Linked DNA regions of Mus musculus: regions 1 and 3 are each linked to region 2. Evidence: chromatin loops called from intact Hi-C (ENCODE). Cell type or tissue: heart. All regions are shown on one strand. Region 1 has its middle 7.0 kb from the start of Cpa2. Region 2 has its middle 23 kb from the start of Klf14. Region 3 has its middle 19 kb from the start of Gm40359.

The links. A loop is a pair of places that touch in the nucleus more often than their neighbours do. Peaks named below come from ENCODE experiments on the same cell type or tissue, not always from the same donor. Only the 100,000 strongest peaks of a DNase experiment are listed, where the experiment ranks them.
Region 1: it touches region 2 in a loop (6-fold over the local background); 25 of 42 quality-filtered maps call a loop at or near these places.
Region 3: it touches region 2 in a loop (8-fold over the local background); 7 of 42 quality-filtered maps call a loop at or near these places.

The regions. Positions count from the first base shown.
Region 1 is chr6:30,530,689-30,538,688 of GRCm38, reverse strand. No RefSeq gene overlaps it. Among named protein-coding and RNA genes, the nearest start is that of Cpa2, 7.0 kb to the left of the region's middle. In heart, a CTCF peak has its summit at 3,176 (motif pointing left); no DNase peak of the experiment used is centred here; H3K27ac peaks cover 2,330 bases.
Region 2 is chr6:30,978,298-30,986,297 of GRCm38, reverse strand. No RefSeq gene overlaps it. Among named protein-coding and RNA genes, the nearest start is that of Klf14, 23 kb to the right of the region's middle. In heart, a CTCF peak has its summit at 3,444 (motif pointing right); no DNase peak of the experiment used is centred here; H3K4me3 peaks cover 310 bases; H3K27ac peaks cover 1,819 bases.
Region 3 is chr6:31,029,804-31,037,803 of GRCm38, reverse strand. No RefSeq gene overlaps it. Among named protein-coding and RNA genes, the nearest start is that of Gm40359, 19 kb to the right of the region's middle. In heart, a CTCF peak has its summit at 4,572 (motif pointing right); no DNase peak of the experiment used is centred here; H3K27ac peaks cover 485 bases.

The DNA.
Region 1 (8,000 bases), 450 kb after region 2:
CCTAACCACAAGGTAAAGGGGGAATGCTATACGGAACCAGAGGAGACCCAACCACAAATTAAATCCCTCAGAACAGTTTCCAGACCCCAAAAGTCCTCCACATCAAAACTCCGGACGTGGACGTCTTTGTCTGTTGAAGTCTGTTTATTTGTAGCAAAGTGAGTTCTGCAGCAGAGTTAATGAACTCCTAACACTGCTTCAGCACATAGCGCTTTGACTGCAAAATACACAGAATTTATGGTTTCAATCAGCCAGGCTTTAAACAAAAATTCCCATCAGAGCCGCCTGATTCTTCGCAGCACCTTTAAAGCAAGACACCTTTAAGCCGTTATGGAATGTCTGTGTTTGGACAAGATGTGAGTGTTCGCAGAAGCCGGGGGAAGGGAGTCCCAGCCGCCTCTCTACCATCTTGACAACTCTTTCTGTAAATGTAAAGTTATTCTGAAAGTGATTCTAAACTAGAAATTTTGTTTAAAAGTGAAGCCCTGCTGGGCATAGTTGCATATGTCTGTAATCTCACTAGCTAAAAGGCCAAGGGGGAGTTAGGGGATGTTCAAGGCCAGGCTGGTTCGGCGGGGGAGGGGAGTGCAGCTGGGGTGGAGGGTGAGGCAAGGGTGTGTTTGTGTGTAGAATATGAACACTACTGAAAATGGATACACACACAGATTAAGCATTTTAAGAAGTCTGAGTGGCTCATGGGCAGAGCATTTGCCTGGTACACACAAGTCCCTGGAGCTGATCCCCGGCACCACGGCATTAAATAAATAAAATTTACAGGGACAAGATGAGTCAGTTGATAAAAGTTCCTGCCACCTGAGTTTGGTTACTTGGCCCACATAGGAGAGAACCAATTCCCCAAATTCTGGTCTCTACATTTGCACCTACATTGACACATGCATATGAACGAACATACACATGCACTCGTGCACACATACACACATGAACACACATTTTTAAATTAAGATAATCATCTGTAATAATCACAGAATCACTTGGGGTGTTGTTGTTGTTGTTGTTGTTTTGGTTTTGTTCTTGTTTTTGAGATGGGGGTCTCATGTAGTCCAGGCTGACCCAAAACTTCTGATCCTGAGGATAGTTTTGAACTACTTTTCTTTTTTTTTAAAGACTTATTTATTATTATAAATCAGTACACTGTAACTGTCTTCAGATGTACCAGAAGAGAGTGTTGGGTCTCACTATGAGAGATCGTGAGCCAACTTGTGGTTGCTGGGATTTGAACTCAGGACCTTCAGAACTGCAGTCAGGGCTCTTAACACTGAGCCATCTTACCAGCCCCCAGCTTTGAACTACTAATCCACCTCCTGAGTTCTGGGATTACAAGCACATGCCACCAAGCCATCTTTTAAAACACTATTTTTAAAAATGAGACGTCGTTTTATTGTTGATGTTGTTTTTGCCAGTCAGATTATTGAAGTTGTTAGGTCTTGCTGGGGTTTTGTTGTTATTGGTGTTGTTTAGTTAGTTGATTTGGTTTGGCTTTCTGTTTCTTGAGGGGAAAAAAAAGTGATGTATTACTGAGTTGGTGGAAGATTAGAGAGATTCTCTGGGGAAGAGTATACCCTGCTACATTTGCTTGAGTGAGCCCTGGCAACTCAAACCTAGAATCATCTATATCTGTACTTTGATGCCTACCATGCTACTTTAGGAACTTATTCTAAGAAAATCATTATAGTGACACAAAGATTGATTTAGGATTTATATTCATCCAATGATGAAAAAGTGGGCTAACTTAGTGTGTTCTAAGTAATAGTTTGTTAAATAAAGCAAAATGAGTCCACACTAACCAGAGCCGTGTTGATCATTAAAAATGCTGTGGGGAGCCGGGCGTGGTGGCACACGCCTTTAATCCCAGCACTCGGGAGGCAGAGGCAGGCGGATTTCTGAGTTCGAGGCCAGCCTGGTCTACAGAGTGAGTTCCAGGACAGCCAGGGCTACACAGAGAAACCCTGTCTCGAAAAACCAAAAAAAAAAAAAAAAAAAAAAAAATGCTGTGGGTAGGGTTGGCAACAATATAGATCTGGGTTAGACCAAGTGATTGGCATGTCTGAAGTCCATAGTTCAGTCCCTAGCATGTGCTCACACACACACAAATGTAGAAAGGACTAAGATTGGATGAAGAACTGGCTCAGTGATTAAGAGTTCAGACTTCTCTTGCTGAGGACCCACATGCACATTCTGGGATGTTCGCAACAGGCCGTAACACCAACTACCGGGATCTGTCACCTCTGGCTTTTGACCGCACAACAGTATATCACATACCGACATATAGACAAACATAATTATAATTTTTTTAAAAAAATTAGATGTTTAAAGTACTGAGAATTTTAAAGACATAAAAAGAAGTTCACAGAACATTTTCAAACAGCTTATGAAACAAAATACATACACAAAACGATGAGTACATATCTATAAGAAATACACTGAGCGCAGTGGTGGCGCTCACTCGCCTTTAATCCCGGCACTCAGTGGCAGAGGCAGGTGGATCTGAGTGCCAGCGAGAAACAATGTCTGATGTACAACTCAAGTTCCAAGACAGCCAAGGCTACAAAGAAAAACCCTATCTCGGAAAAAAGCAAAACAAAACAAGAAGAAGAAGAAGAAGAAAAAGAAGAAGAAGAAGAAGAAGAAGAAGAAGAAGAAGAAGAAGAAGAAGAAGAAGAAGAAAGAAGGAGGAGGAGGAGGAGGAGGAGGAGGAGGAGGAGGAGGAGGAGGAGGAGAAGGAGAAGGAGAAGGAGAAGGAGAAGGAGAAGGAGAAGGAGAAGGAGAAGGAGAAGGAGAAGGAGAAGGAGAAGGAGAAGGAGAAGGAGAAGGAGAAGGAGAAGGAGAAGGAGAAGGAGAAGAAGAAGAAGAAGAAGAAGAAGAAGAAGAAGAAGAAGAAGAAGAAGAAGAAGAAGAAGAAATATGATAAATGATTCGGTGATTGCCAAAACTCCCCTGTGGTAGACAGTAACTTTAACTTTCTTCATTTTTGTTATAACTTAGGTAAAAAGAAAAGGGCCAAACCTACCAACGTAATGCTAGAAGCCAAAAGTTGCCACAAGTACTTTCCAGCCTGGCTTTCATTTTGACCTGTGAGCTCCTGGTTTGGGTTCTACCCAACCTTTGATGCACCTGGCGGCTCTCTGCTGCCCCCTTCTGCTGCTACCTACAGACAACCATTGTCATTCCCGAAAGGTCCAGACTTCCACCCTCTCACCTCTTCCCAAGAAAGCCTTTTGCCATCCTGTAGCAAAAGGTCCAGTAGGCAAGTATGTGTGTGACTATATATGTGTATATATGCATATATACATATATATATAATCAATTGGGAAGAAAGACTATGTTACCTCCACAAAATCCTTTTTTAATTGCAGCTCCTAAAGTCCTCAGAGCTCAGGAACTACTTGCTTTCAGTAGGAAGCAAGTAAGGTCCCCTATATGGCAGTGAGATCTGACTTCTTCCCCTTCTCTTTCTCCATCGGTTCTTTACCCACAAGACAGTCAGTGTCTAGACCAGCAGTATCCAGAGGACGCGTTCTACACCTCTGCTGTCCGTGTGCTGGGCACCAAACATTTGGAATATGAATACGATTGTTTTTTTTTTTTTTTTTTTTTTTTTTTGGCCAAGGGGCTCACTTTTTAGCCAAGGCTAGTGTGGAACCCACTGTGTAACCCGCACTGACCTCAAACTCATGACAATCTTCCTGCCCAACCTTCCAAATACTAGGATTACGGTCATGAATCACCATACTTGGCTACTTTTTGCAAAATTGCTCTTATTGTAACTTAAATGGCACTGGCTGGCCTGGAACTTGCTATGTACCCCAAACTGGCCTTGAATGAGCACTTGCTGTTCTTCCAGAGGACACGATTTCGGTTCCTAGCACCCATAATAGACAACTCAAAACCTTCTGTAACTGCAGCTCCAGGGAGAGTCTAGTGACTTCTTCTGGCCTCCACAAATACAATTACATATGTGTTTGCAATAGATGTCTATTGAGCATCACTAGTTCAGATGGAAAAAAGATGTCTAAATAAAGTCTGTCAGCATCAAACATAACAGTTTCCTGGAAGTGTGTAGAAAAGTCTAAAGCATAAACAAAAGAGTAAGATTACCTCTTATAACAAGATGAGGGCGTTACTTCCCAAGGGAATAAAATAAATAATAATGATGGTAGTGGTGATGCTGATGATAACATCTCCAATTTCAGCCTGTTTTGATTAATTAAAACATTGGGTGAATGTAGTAGCACATGCCTATGATTCTAACACTTCGGAGGCTGAGGCAGGAGGATTTCTATGACTTCAAGGCCAACATGGGCTACATATTTAAAACAAAAGTGAAGACACTGCAGAGGGAACTGAGGACTTTAGAATATCCTAAGATAACAGTTCGGTCTGTATGAAAACATGGTTGAGCTGGCAGAGGGTCAGTGGGGAAAGGCGCTTGCCAAGGGAAGCCTGAATGCAGTCCCCAGAGCCCACATTCTAAAGTCGGATGCAGAAGTTAGCCTGCGACGCGTGTCACCGAGCTTCCCTGAGGTGTTAGCCTGGAGGGCCTCTGCCTTCACCCAGGTGGAAGAACAGAACAATTGCCAAAAGTTGTCCTCCGACCTCCATAAGTCTGCCATCGCTTGTGCTCTCTCTCTCTCTCTCTCTCTCTCTCTCGCTCGCTCTCTCGCTCTCTCTCCACACACACACACTACAATTATAATAACAATAATATATAAAATACATAAACAAAAAGAAAACATTATTGTTGTAATTATTATTATTTAGGTGTATGAATGTTTTGCCTGTGTGTGCACCACCTCCGAGCCTTTGCCCTCAGAGCCCCAGGGTTGTGAGCTGACCTGCAGGTTCTAGGAATTAAACCTGTGTTCTCTGGAAGCCCATGGCTCTTAACTGCTGAGCCAACTCTCTGTGCCTATAGACCATTATTAAGTATAGTATTTTATTGTACTGAGGAAGATGTCTCATTGTTTTCCAATCTGTGAATCGATACACTAATGTATTTACTAGTTTATGGCATCTAATTTTTCACTGCTTCAAGGAATAGCCATTAAAGAAAGTTTAATGCCTGCTGTTTTAGAGAGCTCTTTTGCACTAGGCCCCAGCTGATCAGACCAGATTAAAATGGAGTCACTCACGTGAGAGATATCATGCAACCAAACTGAACTTGGAAATGGGCCGGTTCTCAAAAAATAAAACAGGACTTCCTCACAGCCAATGCAAAGAGCCAGCGTGGTAATTCTTGTAGGGGGAGTGATTGATGGTGACCAGTCCACCTTTGACTGACAGTGAAGTCACCGTCATCCACACTTCTCTGTGTTTCAGGGATGCTACCCTACCACAAATCCTAGCTCAACCTCCATTTGCTGAAAATTTGCTTCCTAACAACATCTTTCTGCATGTTTCTCATATTTAGCTGTTCTATACCCAAAATGCTTTTCTCACAATAGTCAAACATTACTGAAAATGTGTCATGCAAAAAGTTGTCTATTGTCCCCACCTCAATCTGTACTCCATGATAACTAGCAGTTGGATTTTTTTATATATTTATATTTTTCTATGTAATCTTTTTCTATATATATCAGCCAGTTTATTTTATATGTAGGTGTGGGTGTGAGAGAATATCCCCAAATCTGGGAAAATCTGAAATTTGAAATACTTCTGGTTCCAAACATTTTGGAAAAAGACATGCAACTTGCACAATGAAAGAGTAGACAACCATTGAAAACAGAGAGAAAAGATAATTATGAATAGAAACTACGTCGTAGATTTGTTCATGCAAAAAAAAGTCTATTACTGAATAATGTGTGCTAATTGTAACTCATATAAGAGAAATATATTATATATTTACAGTTATCCCTGGCCATCCCAATCTACTTATATTCAAATTGAGATAGCAAGAGTTTAGATAGTGGATTCAGATGGTGACGGATGATATATTTTCTCAACATGTTTTGTTCCAAATTAGATAGCAAATACCAAGAGATTCAATTAGGAAAAAGTATCCCAAAATATTTATCCAAAGTCAGGTGTGGTGGCACACACTTTCATCCCAGCCCTTGGGAAGCCGAAGCAGACAAGATATCTGTGAGTTGGATTCCAGCCTCCTCTGCACGGTGAGATCCTGTTTCAAAAAACCAAAAAAGCCAGATGGTTAGTGGTGCTTGCCTTTAATGCCAGTACTTGGGAGGCAGAGGCAGGCAAGAACTCTGTGAGCATGAGGCCAGTATGGTCTTCAGAGTGAGTCTAGCACAGCCAAGGCCACACAAAGAAACCCTGACTCAAAATAACAAAAAGAAAAAAAGAGAGGAAATGAAAAAAATCAAAACATTTATCTAAATCTATTTGGTTCCTGGTTTTGCACAACAAGAGGTCTAATTATTTCATTTTTTTAAAATTCATCCAGAAATAATATTCATGGAACCATTAAGAATCCTCTCAGGGGGCTCAATTTCGTTTTCCTTTAACAAAACTGTTATCTGAACATCTTACAATATGCACAGTGCTTCTAATCCAAGAACATAACATACTTTCAGAAGGCACATTCTGAGGACCTGGAACCTGCAGCACACGGAATACATTATGACTCTCCTTACTTGTGTTTGGTTTTGTATGTCTGAAAGGGTGTTTGTTTTGTTTTGTTTTGTTACAGTTTTTTAAACCAGAATATTTATGACTGATCATTGAAATCCACGAGATGAACTGGGCACAGCAACAGGCACCCTTGTGGCTTTACTGGCTGCTCCTTCACAGAGTCCATATCTGAATCTTCCATAGAGTTTTCTAGGAGCTTGGCTGGCCAGGTCATCAGGGTTAGTCTCTTTGACTCTTTTGAGTCTCGTTAGGCTCTCAGGTTTGCACGGCAGCCACACTTACCAAAGGCTGACTTCTGGAAGGGTTGGGCCTGAAAGCCACAGATGGTGGTGGCCATCTCTGATGACGTTCCCTCGTCATTTTGCTTCCAATGCCTAAGACAAATGGCTGGATTCTTTATAATGGAGATGCTGGTCCTGGATATAATCATTTTAACGATTCCAACATTGTCAACTTTATCATGGACAATGCTTTCCAGAGAGCTTGCTTCCCATATCTGCCCAAAACTACAGTATTTTTTTAAGAGAGAGAGAGAGAAAAAAAAAAAGAGGCCGGTATCAATCTAAAATTTAAAAAAAAAAACATTTCATTGATTTTCTTGTAAGTGGGAAGTTGAACATCTCTTTGATAAATTTATTGGTCACTTGAAATTTATCACTTGTGAGGATCCTATTAAATATTTGGACAGTTTCTCTGCTAAATTATTTGGCTTTTTCTTATTTTTAAAGTTCTTTATATATTATGTTTCAAAATTTTTATCTTTTTATTTTACTTGTTAAGTATTTGGGGGAGCATTGTTTTTTTGTTTTGTTTTGTTAGTTGATAGTGGTACATGCCTTTAATCCCAGTGCTCAGGAGACAGGCAGGCAGATCTCTGATTCAAGAGGCCAGCCTGGTCTACAGAGTGAGTTCCAGGACAGCCAGGATTGCGCAGTGAAACCCTGTCTGGGAAAAAAAAAAAAAAAAAAAAAAGAAAGAAAAAGAAAGGAACAAAATATCTACATATAATTTTGTTGGCGGAAGAGCAGTAAATCAAACTCAAGCATGTATGACAATGCATAAGGAAGCCTGTTACTTTGTAAGCTAGTTAAAATAATTCCTAGGGGCTGGAGAGGTGGCTCAGCAGTTAGGAGAAGTGACTGCTCTTCAGAAGACCTGTGACCTGGGTTCAATTCCCAGTACCTGCATGGCAGCTCACAGCTATCTATAACTCCAGTTCCAGGGGATCTGGTACCCTCACACAGATATATATACAGGCAAAACACCAATGCACATAAAATAAAAATAAATATTTTTTTAAAATAAATTAAATAATTTTCTTTCTTTTTTTTTCTATTTTATTTTTTGTGTATGGACATTTTGCCTACATGGATGTCTATATACCATGCTAATGC
Region 2 (8,000 bases):
TGTCAAAATAAGAAACATAAGCAGGTAATAAAAATGTAGAAAGTGCTGGGTATCCTTAGTTGTTGCAGGATATTTGATCACACTGTGAACCCTGAGATCGTGTTATTTCCTGAAAAAACCTGTTTCTAGTTGTGGGATGGTTCAGCCACTAGCACGAACCTTTAATCCCTCTGGCTGGGATACACACATGTCCTTAGTACTCACTTTTCATTCCAAACAATGAAGGTAAAGTTAGTTTGTAGAGGAAAGCAGCCATGTTTGAAAGTGATGTCTAATTGAGTGGCAGACAAACTGATGAATCAGAGAAAGATTTGACAGAACAGAATATACCCAATGTTCATGAGAGGAGAGAAAAGAGAGGCCGCTTAAGAGAGCATAGTCCAGAGAGAGGGGGAGAGAAGGAGGCAGTTTTCCTGAGAGAGTTGTTCAGAGACAGGTTGGAGAGAGAACAAGATAGACACAGGTGAAGACAGAGCAGCCCAGAGAAAGAACCAGGAGATTAGAGCAGATTGTGAGAGTTACTTTGAGGCCAAGAGAAGCCAAATTGAACCAATCAGTGTGGACAGCAGTTTGAGCCAGCACAGCTGAGTTGAAACAGCCAGCAAGAGATCAAAAAAGAACTAGGAAGGGGTGAGTTTATTCAGCAGCAAGTCTCAGAGGCTAAAAACATTCTGAGCCTAGATTAGACTCTACAGAGGCAAGCAGGCCTAGGTTACCAAATGGAGTTATTAAGCTTGGGAGATGACAATTACTACAGGAAAAGAAAAGTTACATCTACACGTAGCCATGAAATAATTGCTAATTAAAAATTGTAACGTGCAAACTAGAATGGCCATCTCCAGAAAACAAGTGCAGGTAAGGATGCAGGGAAAAGGGAATCCTCGCACACTGCTGGGGGAAGTGTGTCTTAGGCTTCCATTGCTGTGAAGAGACACCATGACCAAGGCAACTCTTCTAAAGAAAACATTTGGTTCAGGCCGGTTTACAGTTTCGGAGGTTCAGTCTGTTATGATCATGGTGAGAAGCATGGCAGTGAGCAGGTGTGATGTTGGAGAAGGAGCTGAGAGTTCTACGACTTGATCTACAGGCAGCAAAGAGAAGATGGTCTACTACGCTGGGCATACCTTAAACACATAAGATCTCAAAGCCCATCCCCACAGCAACACACTTCCTCCAACAAGGCCACACCTACTCCAACAGGGAGGCACACCTCCTAATAGTGCCTCTCCCTTTTGTCCAAGCATTCACATACATGAGTCTATAGGGGCCATAGCTATTAAAAGCACTAGAGAGTGTAAATTGATGTAGGTACTACAGAGCTGCCACACACAGCCTAGCTCTGCTGCTGCTGAACATATACCTGAAGGCTCCAACCCAACATGGCAGGGACCCTTGCACATCCATGTTTATTGCTGCTGAACTCACAATAGCTGAGAAACGGGCCAACTAGGTGTCCATCAAAAGATGAATGGGTAAAGAATGTGGGACGGTTACATTGTATTTGGTTACAAAGAACATGAAATGAGATTTGCAGGAAAATGAGTCCAATTTGGAGTCATTATGTTACACAAAGTAAGCCAGACCCAGAAAGACAAATGCTGGATGTTTCTCTCATATAGGTAAACATCCTCTCCCCCCCCTTCCCCTCCCTCTTCCCCTTTTCCCCTCCCCCTCCCTCTCTCCCCTCCCCCACTTTCTCTCTCTTTCCCCCTTCCCCCCTTTCCCCTTCCCCTCTCCCTCACTCCCCCTCCCCCTCTCTGTGTAGAAAAGGGGGGGGGGTGAACAGGAGAGGAAGAAATCTTAAGTGGGACAGAGAAATGAAATCCATATTACATGAAAGCAGAGAGTATTTGTAGAGAAACAGAAAGCGAGGAGTGAGGGGATGAGGGAAGACAGCTAGAGAGAGACAGATAACGACAAAAGAAAAATAACACCTAGGTATAAAAACTCCATAAACAAATGTGTATCTTTGTGTGTTAACTTTAAAAAATAAAAAAAAAATCAAAGTAAAAGAAATAAACTTTCAAATCATGGTGTAGATGCTTATGATAAAAATGGTAACATTGACTTTGGCAACACAGAGTTAAATGACCGACCATAGTCTTAAAAGAAGACTCAATTTACTGTTACAATGATATAAACTTTCTCCCAAAGAAATCTCTTTCTCACTAACTAAATACCAATTTTAACCATGAACTAATTGCTATTTTTAAAAGGTGTAATCATGTCATGTTCGTGTATTTAGTAACAGGAAACATCTCAAAAATCTATTGAGTGATTTAATGAAATTATGAAGCATAAGCAACATTTTGTTAAAAGTTAAATTATGCACATCCAATTGATTGTCTCTGGGTGATGGAACTGGGGAATAATTTTTAAAACCTCAATTGTATTTCCTAAAATTTCCTACAATAAACATGTAATTATATTAAATAGAAGAAAAGCCAATCAACATTTTTCTTTTTAAAAAACCGACATATTCTTTTGCCACATGTCTCCAGATCTGGCTAGAATTCTCTTGTTCTCACTACTGTGACATTGCAGATAGAAGGCCCCGCAGATATTCATCGTTGTCTAGTCCAGCCATGTGAGCTCTTCATAAGAAGCTATCGGTTGTCAGGACATCCTTCATACAAAAACACTCATACACAGCCGGCGCTCAGGCTCAGAAAGATGGAGCCGAGACTGAGGAAAAGGCCAACCAATGACTGGCCCAACCTGAGCCCCATCCCACAGGAGAGAGCCAACCCCTGACACTATGAATGATACTCAGCTATGCTTGCAGTCAAGATCCTAGCATAACTGTCTCCTGAGAGGTTTCATCCAACAGTGAATGGAAACAGATGCAGAGACCCACAGCCAAACATCAGGCAAAGTTGGGGGAGTCTTGTAGAAGAGTTCAGGGAAGGACTGAGAGACCGGAGGGGTCAAGGATACCACAAGAAGACCTACAGGGTCAACTAACCTCACTCAGCCCGTGGGATCTCACAGGGACTGAACCACCAACCAAAGAGCATGCGGGGGCTGGAGCTAAGCCCCCTACACGTTTAAAGCAGATGCAGCTTGGTCTTCATGTGGGTCCCCTAAAAGTTCAGGGTGGGGGCTGGGAATCTCTGACTCTGTTGCTGCCATTGGATCACCTTCCCCTAGCTGGTCTGCCTTGCTGGACCTCAATGGGAGAAGGACTTGATGTCCCAGGGAGGGGTGGTACCTAAAGGGGGGGGTTCTCCTTCTCCTTAGAGAAGAGGGGAGGGTAGTGGGGTGAGGGGTGTGTGAGGGTGTGTCTGGGAGGAGAGAAGGGAGGGGAACTGCGATCGGGATGTAAAATAAATGAGTAAATTAATTAATGAAAAAAAAAAAGATTTCTTGACTAAACTGAGAAAGTAAAAAAAAAAAAAAAAAAAAAAAAAGTAACTCCTTCTTCTGCCACTAGAGAGCACCATTTTGCCACTAAGACAGCGCCAGGAGCTTGACGCAAAGGAAAAAAAAAAAAAAAAAGCTTTTTCTTTTTTCCGTTTTCAACAGAAAAAGCTTCCACAAAGATTATCAAGTCGTCTCGAAGGGGAAATGAATGTAAACCCTTCCCAACAATAAAATGTCGATTCCAAGATGAGATAGCTTCTCTTTATCTTAGCTCTGGACACTATGTACTTTGTACCTGTGACATCCTTTTCCGCCAGATCCTTAAAAAGCAGTTTTACAGAGTCTCAAATTAGATCCTGTGTTTTGCTACCGCACGAAAGCAACTCTGTGTCTAAAGCGCATTTCTCGTTCATTCACCAGTCAGCTTGAATCCCTAGAAGTGTAAAAACACTTGCTACGTTGAATTAAAAGGTTAAGGTTCCCTTTCAAATCATGTGCCTCTCCCAAGAAAATCCAACACGGCAGAGTTCCAGATTTACAAAACACAAAAAATGATGTGATGGTTATAAAAACCTTCTTGTGATTTTATTGATGGTTTCAACACGAGTCGCAATGGAATGTTCTTCTGATTCACTTAAAACATGGTCCCCTGTTTTAAGAGTTAAAACGGCAGCCTGTTTCACAGGGATGCATGCGATTTGAAGACTGATCAGCCCTTGCTGATGACAGGAGACAGACAGACAAGTCCACTCACAGGAGAAGCAATTGCTTTAGAAAAAGATGTAAGCGGAACTGTCTGATACCTAAAACAGGAGTCTCGTAGATGTGGCTCTGCTATTATAAAAGCTGGGACCCATGGAGTCTAGAAACAACCAGTAAGTCTCCATCACTAGCCTGCCCCACCCCAATAGCTACCAAGTCCAAATTCCCACTCCCCAACTTACTGATCTTTCTGACTTGATCAGTGCCCAACTCCTCCAGGCTTCCTGTTCCCTATCTGAAACAATGAGACTTCTTTTTTGTTTTGTTTTGTTTTTTTGTTTGTTTGTTTATTCGAGACAGGGTTTCTCTGTGTAGGTACTGGAACTCACTCTGTAGACCAGGCTGGCCTCGAACTCAGAAATCTGCCTGCCTCTGCCTCCCAGTGCTGAGATTAAAGGCTTGCGCCACCACTCCAGGCTACAATGAGACCTCTTGCATAGGAATCTGGAGAGGGTTAAAGAAGACCTGATACAAAGAACATTAAGTGAATGCTACATTGTAAACACTCAAAATAGTCACTGTTACTCAGAATCTTACTGCACAGATGACGTAGGAAATGCCTAAGACATCATGCTGGCAGCGGGTGAGCACTAGGTGTGGGCTGTTATTATCTTGTGAGAGAAAGGCACTGCATGCTCACGGAGTGTTTGATCCCCTTGAAAGATGTGTCATCCTCACGCAAATGTGACATGAGACATCCCACTCTTGGGAAATGTGCAGGTTCCTGGACTCTGATTCCAGCACCAGGCAAGGCTCCTTCTGCTAGTAACGCAGCATTTTACAGAAATACCTGCCAAGAGGAATATAAGGGGCAGCTGATTTGGGTATATAACCTGTAGTTTAGGACACAAAATAAGCTCACGTCTCCACTAATGTTCGATTTGGAGAAACCATCCTTGACCACATCCAGTTTCTTAGCCACAAACTGTGATTTTCAAGTGTGCTTTCCCTGTGCTTTTCTTCTCTGTCTCACCTTTATTAGCTATATTAGCTGGGATAAGGAGTTTCCTGATGGTGCTCCATCCATGAGCTAATGGATTCTGATCACAGTCACCTTTATCCACGTCTCTTCCTTCTCCCCCTCACTCCTACTGAACCCCATCTTCCCACCTACTCCTCCTGCCACTTTCTCACATTTTTAAAAATTTTTTGATGGCTTATTTATGTTTACTTAATTGGACCACATGGGAGAGGTTATCCTCAGGGGCACGGCCCCTCACCAGTGGCTATACCCCTGAAGGAAATGCCTCTTCCCTGTCAATCATTTACTGTGGATAAATCCCTCCCCCTTCTACTGATTACACGGTGTAGATGGGGACTCCAATCTTGTACTGGCAATCCCAGCTGCCCTGAGTTCAAGAAGGCAACATCCCTGCCCCACTCAGAAGTCAGCAAGGCACTCCTCATCTCCCTTCCACAGGCCCCTGAATATTCTAATGGAAATAGGATTGTTGGATTCAATCAGCAAGCACTTATTGAGCACCTGCTGTGTGCCAGGTGCAGTTCAAAGCAATGCAGAGAAAGGAGGAGAGCAAGCTGGCCCTGGCCCCGTCTCTGCTGACCTTATCTGGGTCCTAATAAGGGAGATAAACAACGATTAAGATCGGGGCACTAAGGAAAAAAATACAAATTTGAGTGACAGTCCGTGGGGAGCTAGGGGTAGAGGGCTATGGTTTTGATGGAGGAGACAGGGCTGTCAGGCATGAAAGGAGGTAAGGGTGACAGCTATTGGCACAAGAGTCAGTTAACCTTGTTTGTGGCTGAGCCCTAGCAATGCGCTGGGAAAGCAAGAATCCCAAGTGTTCCTCGCCTGAGTCTTTCCTCTCAGTGTTTTCTTGTATCTCTCTTCTGCTGGACTCATGAACATCCAAAGACAGGACCACCCGGCCCACAGACATCCTCTTAATCAGGGAAGGCTACAGCCCAGAATTTCCCTGCTGCCCCTCCCTCCGATGAGACCCCTGTCCCACTTCCCAGGGCCTCCAGACATGGAGACCGAAGCTCCCCCTTTGCAACCTCTTTGCCTCCACCTCATATCTCTGAGGTTAGCCCGGTGATCACAGAACCTTTCCCTTCTCCATTTCAACAGAGTTAGCCATGTCTACTGTGACAGGCAAAACGGGCTTTGTGACCCCAGTAGATGACCCTTGAACAGTCCAGTCTGGCTGTGTTCCATGGAGCCTGGGGTCTCTCACCCCAGCCTTGGTCTCCTGATACCAAGAATTCTCTGATCTAGAGTTTGATGAGAAGAATCACTTATAGTTTGTGAGATAAATAGGTTTCTGCCACCTAGTTTTGTTGCTATTTTACCATCAATTGCAATTTCTTTTAAAAAAGGTTTCTTTAAAGTTCTTAGCTGTGGGCCATGTTTACGAATGCCTTGGGCCATAGTCTGACCGCCCCCACTCCAATCCATTCGTTGATTCTTACATTAACATTTGCCAGTGGCTCTCTCCTGATTGACAAAGAAGTCTTTATTGGCTTAGTTATTTATTTAGTTTGGGTTTTTATGACAGGTCTCACTATGTAGCCCAATCTGGCCTTGGATTTGCAATCCTCCCGACTCAGCTCCCTGACCGCTGGGACTGAGGATGGGAGCCAACATGCCTGGGCTTGCTGGTTTATTTCTGGTGGTTAATTTAGCGTTTTCAGAATACAAGGATCTGCTGCATCAAATAGAGTATTACTGTTCTTGCAGCACATAGTAGGCCTTCAAATTGTTGCAAGGTGGAAAGCTGTATTCTTTTTCTCTAGAGCAGGCTCCACAGTTCTATAGGGGGAATCCCTTTCTGTGAGATTGTCTTGGACCTTTAGCCTTGGAGGGTGAGTGTCACCTGACAACTGAAAGGGACAATGCAGAACAGTTCTGCAGGAGGCACTAAGAGGCAGATGGAAGTCAGGGGGAGGGGCAGGTGGGTGGGAGAAGAGAAGGTGGGGCCTGACAGCATCTGAGCTAAGGAAGCCTGCAGGAGAACGAGCAGAGCCATGGGTTCTGGCGGCCACAGACAGAAGTCTGTTTAACGGTCCATTTTGCATTCCTAGAGCTGATGAAGTATGGAACCTCACAGAGCTCAGACCTTTACTTCGTCTCTTGGGCAGGACTGTGGCTAACTTCCAAGCATCTGGACTTATCAGAAGATAGGGAGCAGACGAGAGAATTGAAGGATATATTGAGAAAAGAGGCTTGGAAAAGCAGTGCTGGCCCCCATCTGGGCTGCTGCTCTGAAAGCATCCCTCTCCAGGGCCAGGGTCCAGGAAGACAACTGAGATTACTTCAACCCCATGGCCTAGGCTCATGAGATATTTTAACAGCCTGCTGTATACATGCCTGTTAGGTGACTCATAGATCCCGAAGCAGACTAGACCACAGCACACCAGGAAGAGGGTCTGTAGGCAGGCTGGAACAGATGTTCACCATAGCTGCTCTATCACACCAACTTGTGCTAGAGGGGGTGGGGGGAGGGGTGCACTCAGGAAGCCCCACTTAGGACAAAGGCTATGTGAGGAATGAACCCCCAGAAATCCTAGGGAAGCCACTGGAATTTCCTTAGGATGTGGGAAGAGGCTCAAATGAGTTTTTTCTTTTTTCTTTTTAAATTTAATTCTGTTCACTGATTTTTTTTTTTTAAGAAAAGCTTTCATGTATCCCATGTTGGTCTTGAACTCAGAATGTAGCTGAGGGATGACCTTAGATTCTGCTCCTCCTGCCTGTATTGAGATGACAACTGCCCCCAGTTTATGCAATGCTGGGGACTGGACTCCATTTTGCTGATTTACCTGCCTGCTGCCCATTGGGGTTCTATGCCAGTGGTGCCCAGCTGACATCCCCAGACCAGCAGCAACCACTTAGGAATGTGTTAAAAATCCCAACTTTA
Region 3 (8,000 bases), 52 kb before region 2:
GAGAATACATTTTCAAAGTCTGGTAAATACCAGAAGGCCGCTTTAAAGGGTCAAGAGGACAGACTACATATTAAAGCAAAGCGCGGGGGAAACGGAACAATAAAATATTTCGTAAAGCAAATGTCAGCCATTTCTGTGCAAGTAAGAAGACACTCACCAGGGTGGAGAGCTAGCCCCTCCCCCTCCCAGTCCCCACAGGCTGACCAGCTCAGCTACCACCAAAGCCCAGATCCAGGGCTCTGAGTTGGTGCACCCCAACATTTGCTTCATCAATGAACTGCTGAAGTGAGTGAAGGGGCTGGTCCTGCAGATCCAAGGCTGCAGTATCTCCGTGACCCAGGACAACCACAGGGTATCTGAGAGGAGGCTGTCCCAGTGAGGATCCAGTATTGATGGTGTAGGGGAAGCCAGAGGCCTGGGACCGCAGCAATGACTCTGCAATGAACATTTGTGAGCCAAGAAATGTGGACAAACATTGTGACATACTACAGCTTCCACAATGAGATTTTTATAAAATCTGTTAGGGGGAAAGTTACAAGTGTGTAGGGCGGGTACAAGAGGAAGGAGAGATGAGTGGGATTGGGGTGCCTGATGTGGCATTCACAAAGAACCAATAATAATAATAATAATAATAATAATAATAAAAGACACTCATGTCTCAAAGAAAAGTACAGGTTCACTGCAGAACAAATGTCAGCTGGAGATGTATTCAGGAGACAGAGGCAGAGTGATTGCAAACGGCTAAAATGGAGGAGATAGGAAAGTATAACAGGCTTGCAAAGCCACACGAAAGCAAGATATGGAGAATAAGATCAGAAAGCATTGGGAAACATGTTTCAAATGAAAAGCACATTTTTCATTTTGAGACAGGATCTCTCTGAATAGCCCAAGCTGTCCTGGAACTTGCTCTGTAAACCAAGCTGGTCTTAAACTCTCAGAGATCTACCTGAGTGCTGGCATTAAAGGTATTTGCCACCACCGCCCATCGAGTAGCAGAATTCTTGATGATGCCAAGGACCATGAGGCACAATGATGTCACACATCACAATGATGTCACACGTCACTGGCCCCATAACAGCACCTCTGTTTACTACAGAAAGTCATGGGTACATAAGGGCAAATACACAAGATCTCACTAAAACTGGAAGGTTGTTAGCACAACACAGGACACAGGTCAAATGGGAATAAATGAGATTACAGAAAATCTAATCATGATCATCAATGGACTGAAGACACAGCAAGGCAGACATATGCACACATACACCCTCATGGCCCACCCCGCCCCAATAGCATAGCCCTACCTCAAAAGCATGCTGGGTAATTAGTTCTCTTACACCTCAGAGCCTCCTGAAGACCACTGAGATGTCGTCATGGGCTGAATGTGAAACCCTCTAAATCTACGTGTGGAAGCCTGGTCCTCCAATCTGATGATATTTGGAGATAAAACTTCTAGTAGACACTTGTGTTTAGGTGAGGCCACGACTGTGGAAAGGACTGTCGTTGTAGGATTAGTGGCTATCTTAGGGTTTTACTGCTGTGAAGAGACATCATGACCAAGGCAAGTTTTATAAGGACAACATTTAATTGGGGCTGGCTTACAGGTTCAGAGGTTCAGTCCATTATCATCAAGGCAGGAACATGGCAGCATCCAGGCAGGCATGGTGCAGGAGGAGCTGAGAGTTCTACATCTCCATCTGAAGACTGCTAGCAGAATACTGACTTCCAAGCAGCTAGGATGAGTGTCTTAAATCCCATGCCCACAGTGACACGCCTACTCCAACAGGGCCACACCTTCTAATCCTGCCATTCCCCTGGGCCGTGCATATATAAACCAACACAGTGGCCTTATAAGAATAGACAACAAAGGATTTTTTTGTCTCCCTCCTGTCCCACCTTGATCCCTTCCCTTCTCTAATGTGTAGGATCTTAGCAGTCAAAATATCCAAGACCCAGGTTGCAGCCCAGTGGTAGATCCCTGGCTTCACGTGCTCAAGGCCCTGGGTTCAGTCCCCAGCACTGAACAGACAAACGTCAGCAGTGTGTGGTCTGAAGAACAGAGAAGGAAAATGTGAGAAGAACCTCAGAGGCACACAACTCCTCCACTCACGCCGGTGCCCTCAGGAGAGTGAGAGGAAAGGAGTGAGGACGAAAACCTTCAGAGGTGTTATGCAAAGAATTAATCTGCACACTAGTAAATGGCATGAATTCCAAGCAAGCTGATATCAAATGCCAGAGGCTGGGGTGTGGACAGCAAGGTAGCAAAGAAGGCTCCCCCCAGTATCTGTCCCCTTGAAAAACTCCCCTTGGATAACTCTGCTCAGGACACCTTGGCACACTTTAAGGAGGGATGAGGTGAGAGGGCCCGCATGGAGCACAGACACTTTTGAGGGGAGGATGGGCAGCTTCACATCCCCACCCCTCCCCCTCAGCGTGAGGGGGGAAGAGGTGGATGAGCACCCAGCCTGGCTAAGAACAAGGCCCAGCCAAGAACCCTGGAGGGAGAAGCGAACTCCATAAAACTTAACTAGCAAAAAGGAGATAAATCTAAATGTAACTATGAGATAGAAAGCACTAAGGTTATAAAGTTATAAGAGAAGCGGAACACTTCATTAGTGAGTGCCCCGTGGCCAGCAATGTTACCCTGGGGTTACAGACGCAAGGAAACAAACTCAGTATGTCAGAGCCATGCTTACATTCCTATGATCACGGCTGCTCCAAGCAGTCCAGTGCAGACTGAGCCTGGTCCCTGGCGGCTGAGTGACAGGGAGGCGTACAGTGGATTGCTGTGCAGCCCAAAGCGAAAGGGATCCTGTCATTTGTCACAAGCTTGACCTGGAGGACATGATGCCAAGGGAAATAACCTAGACACAGTATAAACCCCGCAGTGTGCTCATTGATATGCAGAATCTACACGAGATGAAATCAGAGAAGCGGAGTATAGGATGGGGGTTGCTAGGAGCTGCGGAGTTGCTGGGGACATGGGAGCTGTTGGTTAAAAGATAGGAAGAAAGTTCTGGAGAGCCAGCCAACAGCATGACTACTATAGTCAATACTCTACTGTACATCAGAAATTTGCTGATAGCAGATCTTAAATATTCTCACCACACCTGCACAGATGTTTACTGTGATGGTAGATGATATGCTGCTAACTTGCTGAGGTGGTCATGCTGTCTGGCCACAGCCAAATTAAATTAGAAGTCAATGGTAAGAGAAGTGGAGAAACCCCATACATTAGGAGAACTTGAATTATTAACTCATAGAGGAAACCAAGTAAAGGTGTATATTACAGAAACCCCCATTTGTGGAATTATATAACTCTAACTATAAAATTTAAAAATTAAGCCATGGAACCTGGCATGGTGGAGCATACCTTTATAATCCCAGCACTCGGGAGGCGGAGGCAGGTGGAGTTCTGAGTTTGAGGCCAGCTTGGTCTACAAAATGAGTTCCTGGACAGCCAGGGCTATACAGAGAAACCCTGTCTCAAAAAAAAAAAAAAAAAAAAAATTAAGCCATGGAAGACAGACTATAGATTGTGTAAAAATGTATGCTTGATAGATAGATAGATCTGAACTAATTAAAGATTTCAATCAGAACTGAATTTACAGAGTGTATGCAAATTAGTAAAAGATAATCCAAATTAAAATACTCAAGCTATTTGGGAAACACTTGATAACGAGGATGGGGCGGTCAGTAAATACCTGAGAAGGCACTCGGTCTCATTATTCATCAGGGAGTTATGAGAAAAAACCACAGACAGGATACCACTTCACACCCCTTCGGATGCTGTTAAAAATAAAATAACCAGTTCACTCATTAACCACTGAGTCAGGGTTGAAACTGAGACCACTTTGGAAAATGTTTCAATAATTACCTTCTATAGGATGGAGGAATTCCACAGCACATCCCCAAGAGAAATGGAAGTCCATCTTCCGAAAATTACTTAGGCACATATTTATATATATTTATTCATAATAAACAAAGTCTAGAAATAACGAAATGTTCATCAGGCAAATAAGGAAACAGTGATATACTACTCCCCAGGGAGGTGGACCGGATTGGAAAGTTAAAGCAGGTTCTTGTTGTGCACAGCACAAATTAGTTATATATGGGGACAGTAGTTAAGTTTTTGTTTTTTTTTCTTTTGGTTTTATTATTATTTTTTTTAATCTTCAGTAGTCTTTGATGCAGCTTATATGAAGATAATTGTTGTTCTGTTAACTGAATACCACTCTGTAATTGAAAAAAGAAAGGAAGGAAGGGGGAGAGAGAGAGAGAGAGAGAGAGAGAGAGAGAGAGAGAGAGAGAGAGAGACACGGATTGCTGGTGTATACCACAGCATAGATAAGTCTTCAAAGGACATATTAGTCAGTTATCCAGAAAGGTGGGAAGAGACGTTGTATACATACGAATAGTTATAGATAACAGATAGGTAACTGACAGGAGTTGGAGAAAAGATGGGTGGGTGAGTCGATGTGATGTAGCTGATGTGGGTACAGACATAAAGAGAAAGCCAGAATTGGCTCATATAATGGCGACCGAGATGATATGTTGCCATATCCTCTGGTGGCCACAAGATGGCGACGTAGAGCTGCTGGCTCTAACTCAGCCTGAATCCAAAGGCTTGGAAAGCTGGGTGGGGGTGGGTAGCGTTGGCGCTGTAAGCCCTGGAGATGGCAGACCCAGGGAAAGGAAGCAGAGGCTGGCCTAGCTGAGAAAAAGAGGCAGCCTACCTCTGCACTTTTGTCCTATGTAAGCCTCAGGCCTGGATGACATCCACTACAACGGTGAGGACAGATCCCACCTACAGATCAAACTCAGTCGACCAATTTGATACTAATCTCTTGTAGGAATATCCTCATAGGCCCAGAGATCTTGTTTATGCTTTGGCCTGCCTTAACATAGTCAACCTGGCCTGTGAAATTACTGCCGTGTACAAGATAAATCAAGAAATCGGTCACAAACAGGGCTCACCCTGTGTAAGTCCTTTCCTACGAAGTTCACATGTAGGTAAGCTAATCTCTGGTGATGAAAATCAGAACAACTTCCGTGTGTGGGGAGAATTTACTAGAAAGTAGCACAAAGAAATTTTGGAAGATGATGAAAATATGTTCTATGTTGATTTGAGAGCTGTTTCATAGGTTGACACATTTGTCAAAAGTTATCAGTGTGTGTGTATATATATATATATATATATATATATACATGTCTGCATACTTCTTTGCATAAGCTCATTAAATCGGAATTTTAGGGCAGAGCAGATGGCTCTGTGTGTGAAAAGGACTTTGGTGCACAAATGTGAGGACCCGAGCTTAGATTGAGAAAGTCCATGAAACACTGGTACCATAGCACATCTACCGCAGGTGTGCCTCCTTTAAGATGGGAAGTGGAGACAGGAGAATCCTGGGATGCTCCAGCCAGCTAGCCTGGTGGATGAAAGCTGAGAACAGCTGATACTGTCCTGACCTCTACCCGCCCAGTGTGACACAGACATCTCTCTCTCTCTCTCTCTCTTTCTCTCTCTCTTTCTCTCTCTCTCTGCCTGCCTGTCTGTCTCCCCCACCCCCACCCCACACACACATTTAGAAAAAGTGTTTTTAAAGTAATTTTTGGAATTGAATCTTAAATTCGATCACAAATATTATTACATTAATTCTTATTTCTATAATTCTTCTGCATGGTTATCAGTGAAGCCACATGTAACCAGGGGTATATGTACCCAGGTCTTCTAAAGCTTGAGTGTAATTTTAAAGGCTTATTGTGATCAATAGGACCTAATTCACAAATGTAAATTAGGTGAGAATATGATTTAAAATTATAAACATTATCATAATATTTTTGAAGAAGCTGACAAATATCACCAGCATTGCCCTTAAAAAAATTCTGGCTTAAGCCCTGTTTTTCCTGTGTTTTGGCCACATGACATTTGATCACTGGTTCATATAACAGCAACTTTATAGTGTTTTCTCCAGAAAGATAACTCACTCTTCTGGTATAGCTAGTACAATTTTCGTTGTTTTTGAGCCAAGAGTCTCACTGTGTGTAGCCCTGGCTGGCCTGGAACTCACTACAAAGACTAAGCTCGTGATTCCCCTGCCTCCGACTTCTGGATGCTCAGATCATAGGTGCACACCACCTCACCCAGCTGGAAAAAACTGTTTTATGATTCCTTGTTGGACTGCATAAGAGGAACAACTTTGCCCACAGGAACCGTTGTGAGCGTGCTATGGGCCCTGTAGAAATTCTTTCATGGGATTCCTATACAAGTGCACAGTAGTATTTACAATTGCGTGTGCTACATTATGGAGTCTGATAAAGGAGCCCTTTTATTTTGGTTAGATATGTCGCATCCTGAGCTTCCCATTGTCTTTGTCTAACAAGGTATGTCAGAGTTCCCTGTGGACCGGCATTTGCTGTTGGCATCTCTACCAACATCATTATGGTGCTGGGCACACACTCTTACCATAACATGACCACCAGTCCACACCTCTATGCCAGCGTGTGGGGTTGAGGTATGAATGGTGCCAGGATTATTGAAAGCTGTTCCTGCACCGGGCCCCCTTGCGGTAACAGTTCCACAGAAGTGATGGTAAGCAGATTCCTCCTGTTAACCCCAAACTACAAGAATCCCAAGCTCTGCCCCTCCGGCTCCCCCCCCCAACCAAACCCAAGTCATGCCCAACGCCACCTAACAGAACCCAGCCTCAGAAAGCTTATGACCAAGAGACATCTGATAAAGAGGTTCCGATAAATGTCACACTACTCCAAACTTTACAGCACTGTGACATTTTTTAAGACACATTTCTAGGTCTCTTCAAGGAGCCTGGGAAAGAGCTTGTGCATGTGGGTGGTCCTGAAGATGCCTTTCATTAAATGGGTTTCTGTCTCTAATCCTGTGCCACTTGTAGAGCAGACATGCCTCTCGTTCCAGTCATGCAGAAGCTGCAGCCTGCTCCTTTTTCTTAAAAACAAAACAAAAAACCCCAGAAATGTGTGTGTGTGTGTGTGTGTGTGTGCGTGTGTGTGAGAGAAGATACCTAGTTCTTTTAAAATTAAGAATGAGCAAGTCTTCTAACACATTCCAAACCTCAAATTTACCCCACAATTAATAATCCTGAGGATGCCAAAGAAAGAAAATCCCCATGCAGAAAGTGAAACAAGTTGTTCTGCAGAGACCCCTGCGGGAGACGGTGAGCTTACTTGAGACCAAAAGATTAGTGAGGAGAACAGAGTGTACGTACATGGAATTAGTCTGGGTACCACTGGGTACCATGACCAGATAAAGAAAATGTGCTGTGTAGACACAGTGGAGTTGCAAATCTTTACAACATTTTTGAGCATGTATATATGTGTGTGTCTGTGTGGGTTTGTGTATATGAGCGCAGGGTCTGCAGAAAGGGTGCCGGTCCCCTGGAGCTGGACTGACAGACAACTGTGAGCTACCTACCTGATGCGCAGTATGGGCTCCTAACCTTCGAGCCCCCTCTCCAGCTGTATGCATGCTTCAGTTAAAAATACCTTATTGCTAAAACTGCTAACCACCATCTAAGTTTTAATCATAATCTTTTGAGGGGTACTGATGTCTACTGACCAAACAGGGCACGGGGCACCAAAGGCTGGGGTAGTTGGGGCAATTTCATAAGTCAGCAGTGATAGTTGATGCATCAGTTGACTCTTCCTTTCACAAGAGATTTATCTGTAGCATGAGAGGCAGCTGAGTACCACTGTACTCACAGCAGAACATCTTCCAGATTCAAAATCAAGCTTCTCAAACTGCTGTTGCCATAGCAACTAATGTCACATTAACGTCACACTCCTAACCCAGCGCTGTGCCCAGCATCTCCTGGAGTAGACTCCATCTCTGCGGAAGCACTCTCTTGGCTCCGTCTGCATGTGACTTCTATGATGCGCGTGTTCAGTTACGTGACAAGGCTCCATTTCAGACTCTAGTCCTCACAATTCCACTCGATCTGCAGATCCTCATTCAAGTCTTTGAACCT